Regions from separate parts of the Homo sapiens genome. Here region 1 is linked to region 2. Evidence: chromatin loops called from intact Hi-C (ENCODE). Cell type or tissue: dorsolateral prefrontal cortex. All regions are shown on one strand. Each heading gives the region's core, and the rest is flanking DNA. Links, peaks and the distances in the headings are about the cores only.

Evidence for each region. Hi-C counts contacts between places; a loop is a spot of excess contacts. Peaks named below come from ENCODE experiments on the same cell type or tissue, not always from the same donor. Only the 100,000 strongest peaks of a DNase experiment are listed, where the experiment ranks them.
Region 1: it touches region 2 in a loop (7-fold over the local background); 2 of 110 quality-filtered maps call a loop at or near these places.

Annotation. Positions count from the first base shown.
Region 1 is chr12:105,819,793-105,825,169 of GRCh38, forward strand. No RefSeq gene overlaps it. Among named protein-coding and RNA genes, the nearest start is that of CASC18, 120 kb to the left of the region's middle. In dorsolateral prefrontal cortex, for the core only: no CTCF peak of the experiment used is centred there; a DNase peak (open chromatin) is centred at 3,190; H3K27ac peaks cover 4,619 bases.
Region 2 is chr12:105,738,950-105,744,326 of GRCh38, forward strand. CASC18 (cancer susceptibility 18) reads left to right here. Exons shown (of 5, transcript NR_110109.1): 5 at 2,807-5,114. It overlaps LOC107984435 (a long non-coding RNA gene), which reads right to left. Exons shown (of 4, transcript XR_001749305.2): 3 at 3,880-3,956; 4 at 2,828-2,908. Among named protein-coding and RNA genes, the nearest start is that of CASC18, 37 kb to the left of the region's middle. RefSeq lists enhancers at 1,029-1,640, 1,641-2,251. In dorsolateral prefrontal cortex, for the core only: no CTCF peak of the experiment used is centred there; a DNase peak (open chromatin) is centred at 2,192; H3K4me3 peaks cover 716 bases; H3K27ac peaks cover 4,613 bases.

The DNA of each region.
Region 1 (5,377 bases), core at 93-5,092, 81 kb after region 2:
AAGGAGTTATTCCCAGAAGATTTCTCACTTCCTTCCCTCAGTTATTGAATACATTGCCTTAACCTCTACCCTTAGCATCAATCATCTTTGCTTTTTACACATTTTAGAGTAATAAATAGTTCAATCAGTTTCATATATTGGCTTCTCATGTTTTAAAATTTAAAAAATGTTTTCCAATTACAAAGGCAATTCATGTTCACTTATGAAAACATTTTAATAAAAAATGAGAAAAAAAGAAGATGTGTTGAAAATCATTTCTAATTTCACCATCTAGGGGTACCCATTGCTAATATTTTGATAGAAATCCTTCAGATTTTTATAATATGTGTGGAGATATATTATAAATGCTTAATAGAATTACTATATGTAATGTCAGTCTTTCATCATTCTAATTTCCACTTTGGATTTCATCCATCTCTATTTGTTTATCTGAAAACAAAGAGAAGAAGAATGTTTCTATTAAAGTGAAGCCCAGGATGGCAGTGTTTATGTGACTTGAGTTCTTGGCTAAAGCTGTGTTAGCAAGTGTACATCCTGTGTACAGAGAGGAAGGTGTGTGTGGACTTTAAACCATTCCCCAGGTATGGTTCCATGGCTTTTCCAGCCTAGCTCATTCTTATTTCTTTCTCCCTCTTGTCCTCACTCTTGGCAGTTTCTTCTCTGGTGGCCTGCTAAGAGTTACAAGTTCATTAGCAGCATCAACTCAAAGAGAGATCAAATCTGTGGAGACCCTTGCTCTTTGAGCACCTTGCCTGCAGCCCTTAAGCTGACATGCACTGCAGATGGCCCGAGCTGGGTGGAGGGCATACTGTACAGAAGGAGGATACAAGCCAAGGACATTGTGTTCTGTCTCTAATCAAACCCCATTAAGTGGCAAATTCCTCTATTCAAAAGTTTTCATAGGATGGTACTTTCAAAAGAACTCCAGCTGGTTAAACTTAGGGCCTGAAATAAATCCAGTCTAATAATTCGATCTGGCTCTGGGCCTGCCACATCCTTTCGATGGAAGAACTCAATGCATTTTCATTCATTAGGGGCCTCCTCTCAATGTTGACTCAGAGGTAGGCCACAAAATTCTTTGCTTGTGTTGGCCTTGAGAGGACTGGGTCACTTAATGAAACAAGTAGCTTCCAGTGTGTCCCTGGCTGTTAACGCAACCTCCTCATGCTTGCTGGTGCATTTTCAGAGCTTGATTGTGCAAGAAATATTGCTATTTTTGTAAATGGTTTGGCCTCTGCAGTCATTAACCTGGCATTTCTCCCCCGTGGAGGGGAAACATCATGTGTCCATTGATTCCTTCTTTTGTTTGTAAGCTGTTTGCAAAAGAAAGCCCTCAAAAAAAGTCCTTTCTCCCTGCATCTTGTCATTAGTACCAACATGGAATTTCTTCTAGTTACTTTTATCAACTTACTAAGTAATATTTTTCAGAATATTTAGCAGTATTTTCCTGGTTCTTTCAAGTCTCTTGGCTGCTGGAGTACATCGCTAGTCCTTGATCCTTTTATTGCTTAGTTCCATTCACAATTACAAGTCAGCAAATGTTTCAGAAATGCCTTCAGTGGGCAGAGACTCTGCCAGGTACTTGGGGTGAAGGGAGGTAGAAAGAAATTTCCAATTTCACAGATTAAAAAGTTGACCACACCAAGCCCTTCCTCCACTCCTCTAGGCTGAATCCTTGGCCCCCTCCTACACTTGTACCTTGATTATGATCCTTAGTGATCTCCTTCTAGGAGCTGGGTATGGCAGGCTTTCCATGTAGTAATCTCAAGCCTCCCAACTTAACAGCAAAATAGTACATTTTGATGCCATGATTACATACAGAGGGCCCAGACTAAAAATGGATAGGTTCAAATCCAAGCTCTACAATGTTTCCCAGTTACATAAATTTGTTGTGCCGCAGTTAACCCCTTTGGAAACTATAATAGCCCCTTCCTCACAGGGGCATTGTGAGGATTAAATGACATAAGGAATGTCAGGCCTCAGTGCACTTGGGACACCTAGAAGACTCATCATCAATTTTGCTATTTATTGTTGTTGTTGTTAGTGATGTGTTAAAACAGGAAAATTTAATGAATGTTTGGGATTGCAGAGCAGGAAGGTGGCTGGCCACTCCCCCAGCCCCAGAAGGCCCTGGAAGCTGGCTGGGGATAGAATTAAGAACACAGCTGAAATTAAAACCAACGGTCCCTTTTCTGCCCTCATGTCCCCCGGCTTTCTCTCAGTTTCTTGTCATTTTCCTGAAACCTCAATGGCCTGGAAAATGAGACCACGAAGGAGATCAGGGTGAGGAAGAGGGAGAGGCCACAAGGACCCCAAGTTGGAGGGAGAATGTTAATAGAAATGGTCTCTGCAGGTTGAGTCCGTCAAGCTCGGTGTGTTTGTATTAACTCCATGAATGCTTCTAAGTCAGCTTGCCATACAATTGCTAGCCTGCTCTATTAGAAGGGGGCTTTCCTGATGTTGACTTCAATTCTCTAGGCCATAGAAGTCAGGAAAGCTAAAAATGGAAACTGGCCAATCATTCATCCCCCAGGGCTGGGACCTCAGCGCTTTCTCGTCGGCTCTTCCTCTTTCACAGGGAACCACAAGGAGAAAAATCTAATCAGATTGCTGCATTCCAAAATTTGCTCAGGAGCGATAAAAATAAACTCCAAGCATCCACATATTTGATCAATTTACTTTTATCCTTTAATCGAATAAGCCTCAGCCCTGCAATCAGGAAGAAAAACATTTCGCTAAGCATTTCATTTCTCCAGTGATTCATCTAGCAGTGGTCTCAAAGTTGACAGGATGAGAATAAGGTATTTAATGCTGAAATAATTTTTATGACCACATCACAAGAGGCTGGAATGGCTTTTAAGGTACATCATATTTTAATCACAAGCACACATACAACATACATTGCTCAAAAACTTTGGAAAAGATTGAATTGGAATACCAGAATCATAATATCATTATCAAGAAAAGGAGGGCTGGCTTTTTTTTTTTTTTTCAGTCTATAATTCCTTCTGTGTTTTTGGTTGGCCTGACAGACTTGGAAGAAAACTGTTTTAGAAAGAAAGTAACAAAAAGTACATCCAAAAGGAGGTTTCAAATCAGCAGATGCCCACACATGTTAAAATTGGCAATCTCGCTGTTTTGTGTACTCATGAGCTGGAGGGAAGGCCTCCTTCGAAGCATCAGAAAGATACCCAGAAGGCAGAGACATCTGCAGAAGGCTGGGACATTTCAGGGACCAGACACATAGCCACTGTCTCCCGCTAGCCTGTTCCAGGCTCCATACCCCTATTTTCAGTGGAAGGAGGGAAATAAAACTGTCACTGTGGCATCTACTGCTAAGGCTCAGGTCACCCTCTTTTTAAAAGCTGCCACTTAGGTCCAGGGACCCAGGAAGAACAAGGCAAAAAGAAGTGGGTAAGAGAAGAAGGAAAGGTACTAAGAGTGGGAAGGCTAATAAGAGTTGTTGGTAGTCGGTTTTTTTGTTTTTTTGTTTTTTTGTTTTTGTTTTTGTTTTTTGTTTGTTTGTTTTGTTTTTTGAGACAGTCTTGCTCTGATCGTGCACCATGATCTCAGCTCACTACAACCTCCGCCTCCTGATTTCAAGCAATTGTCATGCTTCAGCCTCCTGAGTAGCTGGGACTACAGGCGCCCGCCACCACACCCAGTTAATTTTTGTATTTTTAGTAGAGACGGTGTTTTACCATGTTCACCAGGTGGATGGATTGCTTGAGGCTATTAAGAGTTTTGGAGACAGGATGATGTGGTGGGAAAACCAAACCACAAGAGCAAAAGAGAGAGAAGAGGGAGGTCCCAAGCTTTGGAACTAGAGAAACTTGGGCTCAAATCCTAAATCTGCTATTTCTCTTGGTGTGATCTTGAATCAGTTACTTAACCTGTCTGAGTTTCTGCTTCACAATTGAATAACAAGGGAATCACATCTAATGTACTAGCTTATCATGAGCATTAGTGAAAGCTCTTAGGACAGTACCTGAAATATAATAAGTACATAATAGTTTTCATATTTCTTCTTGCCCTTCAACCCCTTCAAAGGTAAGGAAACAGAATAGAGTGTGTCACTCAATTAAAATATTGTCCCTCATCTCTGAAACCCCTCCGTGGTTCACCACTGTCTACAAAATGGAGTGCCAACTTCCTGGCAAAGCCTGCCAGCTGCACAATCGCACAATCTGGCTCCAGGCTGGTATAATTAGATACCTCCCCTCCTGCACGCATCTGGGTACCTTACACCCCATTCACCACCAGACCATTTTGTTCTCTCACTTCTTTGCTCTTACTTATGTTGGTTTCAGCTTGGGATTCCAAACTCTACTTATTTGCTCATGGAAATCCTACATTCTGTCTGCCTTCCCTTCTCCTTTATTGAGCAACCACAGTATGCCAGCACTGTGCTGGGAGGCAGAAACGAAGAGAAACACGACTGGGCTTGATCTGAGAGACTTTTCAAAGACTAGTTTTAATATGATCAAGGGAACAATGAAATCTGCTGGAAGAATGTGGAGGGTATGGAGAACGGACACAAAAAGGAGGTAGCAATTGAGCTGGGCTATGAAGGTTTTGTAGAAGTCTTTTCAGAAGGGAGAAGGCAGAGGGGCAGTGGTAGCAAAGACAATGAAAATGACAATATTTTGAGGGAGTGAAATCCTAAATTATGCTCTGTAGCTGGAGGAAAATCGAGTGGGGAAGAACCAACAGGAGGGAATGGCTGGGAGGTGGTACAGGTGGTGTGTGTTAGTCCATTTTTGCATTGCCTTATAGGAATAGCTGAGGCTGGGTAATGTATAAAGAAAAGAGGCTTAATTGGCTTAGGGTTCTGCAGGGTTTTTAAAACGTGTGGTGCCAGCATCTGCTCGGCTTCTGGGGAGGCCTCAGTCAGGAAATTTCCAATCATGGCAGAAGTCGAAGTGGGAGCAGGAAGGTCATATGGGGAGAGCTGGAGCAAGAGAGAAGGAGTAAGAGAGAGAAGGGGAAGGTTCCCAGACTCCTTTAAACAACCAGATCTTGCATGAACTAATGGAGCAATAACTAAATTGTGAGCAGGGGAATGATACTAGACCATTCATGAGGGATTTGCTTCCATGATCAAATCACCTACACCCAGGCACCACCTCCCAACACTGGGAAGCACGTTGCAACAGGAAATTTGGAGGGGCCAAACATCCTAAACCATATTGTGGTGCACACAACCCTAAGCTGGCGACATGCACTATCTTATGACATGCACCACAAGCTCTGCCCACCACTTCACAGCTGTTTATCCCTGAGCAGTTCCTTCACCTTTTTATGCTTCAGTTTGTTCTTCTATAAAGTGGAGGTAAAACTAGCTCCTAGCCATGAGAACATGTGAGGATAAGATGAG
Region 2 (5,377 bases), core at 145-5,144:
TCAAGGTTACAAGGTTAGGAAGTATTGGAGGCAGGATTTAAATACAGACAAGTTTACTAACTTTAAAGCCAGTACTTTTACCCACAATCCTAATGTACTTCATTTAACTTCTTCAGGCTTCAGGGTTCCTATGTATGAAATAGAGATTATCCCTATTTTCACTCTTGTCCCTCCAGTATTCTCTACACAGTAGATAGAAAGATAGCAGCCATTTGAACTGGGCTCAGCTTCCAGGGGCATGACATAAAATTAATGTCTGCAGTCAGCCTGTATGGGCTGGTATGGATGTACTCCACAAAATCCTCAGGGAGCTGAGCTTCTTCTAACTCCACACTGTCCGATCCAGAGGGGTGACCCTTGTCTTCATAGTCCAATATAGCAGCTGGTCTATCAACCGTCACATCTGCATTCTAGGCAGAGGATGAAGAACAAAGTAAAGAAGGAAAAGGTCAAAACCACCTATCTTTTAAGCATGACTTTTGAATTACCCCATCACACTTCCACTGGTCCATTGGCCAGACTTAGTGTTACGGCTATACCTGCCTGCAGGGAAGGCTGGGAAATATAGTCTTTATTCTGTGATGCCATGCATCCAGCTAAAATTGTGGGTTTTCTATCATGAAGGAAGGAAGGAATGGTTACTAGGGATAGTGCACAGTGTCTGCAAGAGGAACCCTTTCAAAATGTAAGTCAGATCATGTTACTCTGCTGAAAACTGGGTAAAGCCTTCCCACTCGCTCAGGCTGAAAGCCAACGTCTTTGCAGTGTCCAACAAGGCCTTCCATGCCTTGTTCTCAAGAGTCATTGCTTCCTTTCTGGCTGGGCCCTTCCTCTCATCTGGACCCTTTGTTCCTTAAGTCTCTGCTCAAACACCACTTCATCGGGACCACCCTACAGAAAACAGTATCCACTCCCCTATGACTCTCTGTACCCTTTACCTGGCTTTATTTTTGTTTTCTACTTTTATCCCCACCTTATCCCATCTGACATAGTCTATATTTGTTCAATTTGCTTATTGTCTATTTTCCTACTAGAATAGAAGCTCAGTGAGAGCTACAACCTCATCTGTTTTTTTCACTGCTTTATATCACAGGGCCTAGAACAGTGGCAGGCACACCGTAGACATCCAATAGACAAGAGTTGAATAGATGAATAAATGATTGAATAAATTCTTGCTTTCTCCAACTTCCAAAATTTGGGAGAGGATGAATGGAAGTTTCCAATTTCAAAGAGCCTTGAGAACAGGAGGAGTCAAATATAAATTATTATTAGCTGTCTTTTGATGTCCTCCCATTTGTAAACGTCCTCTGTTAACTGTGAAGAATAATGCAAATGCGATTGGCCATTATTGTTTTGAAGTAAGGCTCAGTGGGATAGAATTTCCAGTCATTTCTTCCCAAAGGGCCAGAACTGTTTATTTTAAATCCGTTTCTTCCCTGCCTTCAGTTTTGAATGAACATGGCTTTGCTGCTCATAGTTTCCTAATATGTCACTTTGATGGTTTATTTCACCTTAAGTAGCATGGAATTGAAGTCTGAGACTGTATCAGGCTGATTTCAGGTCTCTTTTGCTTCCCTTTGTGCCATCGCAGTAGGGGAGAATTGTCAAGCTGTGCTTGGCCAAGTTAAATGAGGAGACCAGATGGTCAGAAAGAAAGGAATTTTGGTTCAGGTTTAGGAGGAGAAAAGCTGGGGGCAAAACTCCTGCATAGTTTTTGACCTAAAGATCAAAACACTCAGCACTGGGGGTACATTGTTGAATGCTGGGGGACCCCAGCAAAGGTTTGCAATGTAGGAGCTCCTTTTGGTTTTACTCTCCTAGGACTTTCTGCCAAAACTTCAAAATGCTTTTGCTGTGCTGGAGTTTTGGTTATATGGGACTTTTAGTTTTCAGAGAACATTGATTTATGTTAAACACAACAAAAAGGAAAAAAAAAAACGGGAGGTAAAGGAGTCACTTCTGGCTTTTGCTTTTAGCAGGCAATTTTAAGAAAAAAGAAAACAAAATCCAAAACAGGCGGAAGAAAGGATGGAAGGAAACAAAGCAGCGATATAGAAGGCAATTTTTAAGATCTCTATCCCCCAACACAGAAAAGGCAGCTGGTGCAGAAACCCAGAAGCTGTTCCAAGTTGCATTGCAAAGTGGCATCGTGAGCTGTCTGGCACTGAGACAGGATGAGGAGGCAAGAGATAGAAAGTCAGGCAGGAGAAGGTGGCAGGGGTCCAGGCAGGAAGCAGTCTGAGTGTGAACAAGTGTCTTCGTGGTAGGGACAGATGGGAAAAGAGAAATTAGAGAAAATACTGCTGAGAAAGGAAGAGCCTGACTTCTTAACATCCTCTGATAAAGCATTTCATCGCAGCTGGTGTTCAGCAGTCCTTGTTTTTAATATGCTGACTGCTGCGCTCAATATAAAATGGCAAGGCTTCTGCTCTGTGGCCTCAAAGCTTAAATGTTACCCCAAAAGAATAAACATAAGACACTGTTCTAGGAGTATCAGAATGCCAGGGTTGCCAGGGTTGACTGAGCTTGCCCAGGTTTTATTCTGATTGTCTCTAGCGTGCCTTGGTGACCTAATAGCAATGTGGCATGTCTATAGCTGAGATGATAAGCCACTTTCACGTCACCTTCCTCATTTAAGCATTGTAACCACTGTGTGGCATGAAAGTGGAATGAATTCTTACGGTCACCATTACAAAGATGAGAGGACTGAGGCTCACCGAGGTTGGATGGCTTGCCCTCATTTGTAAAAGTGAGATTAGTATCTGGTTTTCTGTCTCCTAATGTTTGCCTTTTCTTTATTTACCAGAGTTAGTTATCAATGCTGACTGAGTGTGCACTCTCCTAGACACCATGGGGAGAGGCAGAAGAGGAAACCAGATATGATCCTTCTTCTTGGGACTCTCCTGACCTAGGAAAAGAGACAGATGAATGCAGATAACTGAGTCTATATACAGAGACTGCCACAAGCTCACACTTTACTGAATGTTCAGACCTAGTCATACATCCTAAGGGCATTGTTGGAAGCTTCTGGAACTAAGTCTCTGGGGATTTGAATCAACTCAGAAGACTGACTCATTCACTTGGCTGTGGAGGCTGTTCCAGATATTAGGAGCTATGTATGTGGAGCCCCGGATTTGGGCCAAAAGATGCATTTGACTGGAGAGAAGGGATTGAGATTTGAGCAGTTGTTGGACAACACAGAAATGAAACAGCCGTAGCAAACTTGCCTGCCGTGATTTCTCTGCTGAGATAATGGGACTTTTCAGACTCCCTGTAACTGAGATCTAGATAAAAAGAGACGTCTGGAAAAAAACTGGTCCCAATTGTCGCTTGGCTTTGCTTTCATAACTATCTGAGTGTGGCATATGTCAGACTTTGAAATGCTGGGTCTCTTGGAAATACAAATACCATCTGGGTCTGGATAATTCCCAGAAACCTAGGCTACTCAGTAGGAAATGAGGAGCTGGAAACATAATACCGAGACCAGGGGCTTGTCCTTGGGCCACCCTGTCTCGTGTCCTGGACACAGTCACATGACTCGTACAGAAAATGTCACTGGGAAGACACCATAAGGCTCATCTTTTCACGACACAGTGACCTCTGTTATGGACATCTTGATTTCTCTTTGAGAAGCCATCCCTCCCCCAGTGTGTATAGTCTAGCAGCCAAGTCCGCCTTGCCTCTGGCCAAGGGCAGCCTGAAACTCAAACAGGGCCCATCCCTTATCCCTGGATGGAAATCTTGAGCAGAGTGCCTGACGGGACTGAAGATGGCTGAAATTCCAGCAAGCAGACAGTGGTTCTCTGAAGAGGCTCCCCTCCGCCCACACCCATGAGTGTCTGCTCCCCAGATGCTCCAATCCTACTTCTCCAGCTTTACCTTCTGTTCCATAAGCTGCTTCATTTTCTTTCTCCAAATCCCTCTTTTGCTGGTTGGACAAAGATTGTTTCTGTTGCCTGCAATCAAATAACCCAAAAGGATGAACAGGTGAAATCATAAACATACTTTTAAGTGCCTGGAATATGCCTGCTTCTGTCCATCTTTCAACCCACTTGCATCAGAAGCCCCCTTGGAGGATGAGAGCCTGTCCTGTGAACCATGGTGGTTCAGAGTGGAACACAGCAGAGTGTGGAACACCAGGAATTTAGAGCAATCAGTGAAATATGATGTAGGCCTCTATGTCAGAAAAATTACTAATAAGCAGTTGATTATTAGTAATCAATAATAGCCTTCCCATTTTATATCGAGCACAGCAGTCAGCATGTTAAAAACAAGGACTGCTGGACACCAGCTGCGATGAAATGCTTTATCAGAGGACGGCCCTTGATGTCTATGTCCATTTGCAAGTGCGGCATTAATTACAAGGCTGGTTTAAGTATAATCAGTAAGTTTATATGCTGGATGCTCAAGATGATTTCTGGCTAAACATGGAATTTCTATTTCTATTTTCCTTATGTTAAAAGCCGGAACAGCAAAATGTATTCCTAATGTCACTATTATGACATTTACATCCCGAAAAGTTGCAGTAACTGATCAATACAATAGTGGAATGCCTGGAAACCTGTTCCTTTTTTGCTAAAAAAAGGAGGGCACTTTTTATGTCTTTGATGTGAAGTTCATGTTCTTTGACAGTGATTGATGGAATATGCTACAGAAAAGGCTGATTACATTTTACTAGAGAAGTAAAAAAGAAATGCAGGAGAATCCCACAGCTCTGGGATTGAATGGAAAGCAAAGGAGGAGCTCCTCTAGGGGGCTATGGGATGCCTCTGTGTAGCTATTGAATCTCTGGGGCCATGGATGAGAATTTGCTTGGTCAGTAGGTCAGCATTCAAGAGTATGGGCTGGATGCAGAGTAAACGACCTGCTGAGAGTAATGGCCACTGCTTTACTTCTGTCTTCAAAATCCTGAACAAGCTCCTCTTTTGGCCAACTCTAACCTGGAACCATGCAGATTAGGAAGAGAAAGAGAAGTGGATTGTGAGAAAGATTTTAGCTTGGTCAAGTTGATAACGGGATGATTCAGAAGAATGCAACCCTTATCAACTAGGTATATCTCTTTTTTCCTACATTTATTGTCCAAATAAAGCAAAATCATGCTTTCACCTGCCTGACATGATGCAACTGTCTTTCATACAAATGAAAACAGATTAGCGCTCTCCGAGATAGTAGACACTGTGTCATTTTATGCATTGCTGGATTATGTTTACCTGCACTACTAGCTGAATTACACTCCCCTTTAATATCCTGTAACTTAAATACCAACATATAAGGCTTACCACTTTTATTACATTTTGTATTACATAGTAAATTAATAGGAGAGGGGGCAAAGAAAGAAAAATTATATATGATATATGAATATATAATTAATAATTAT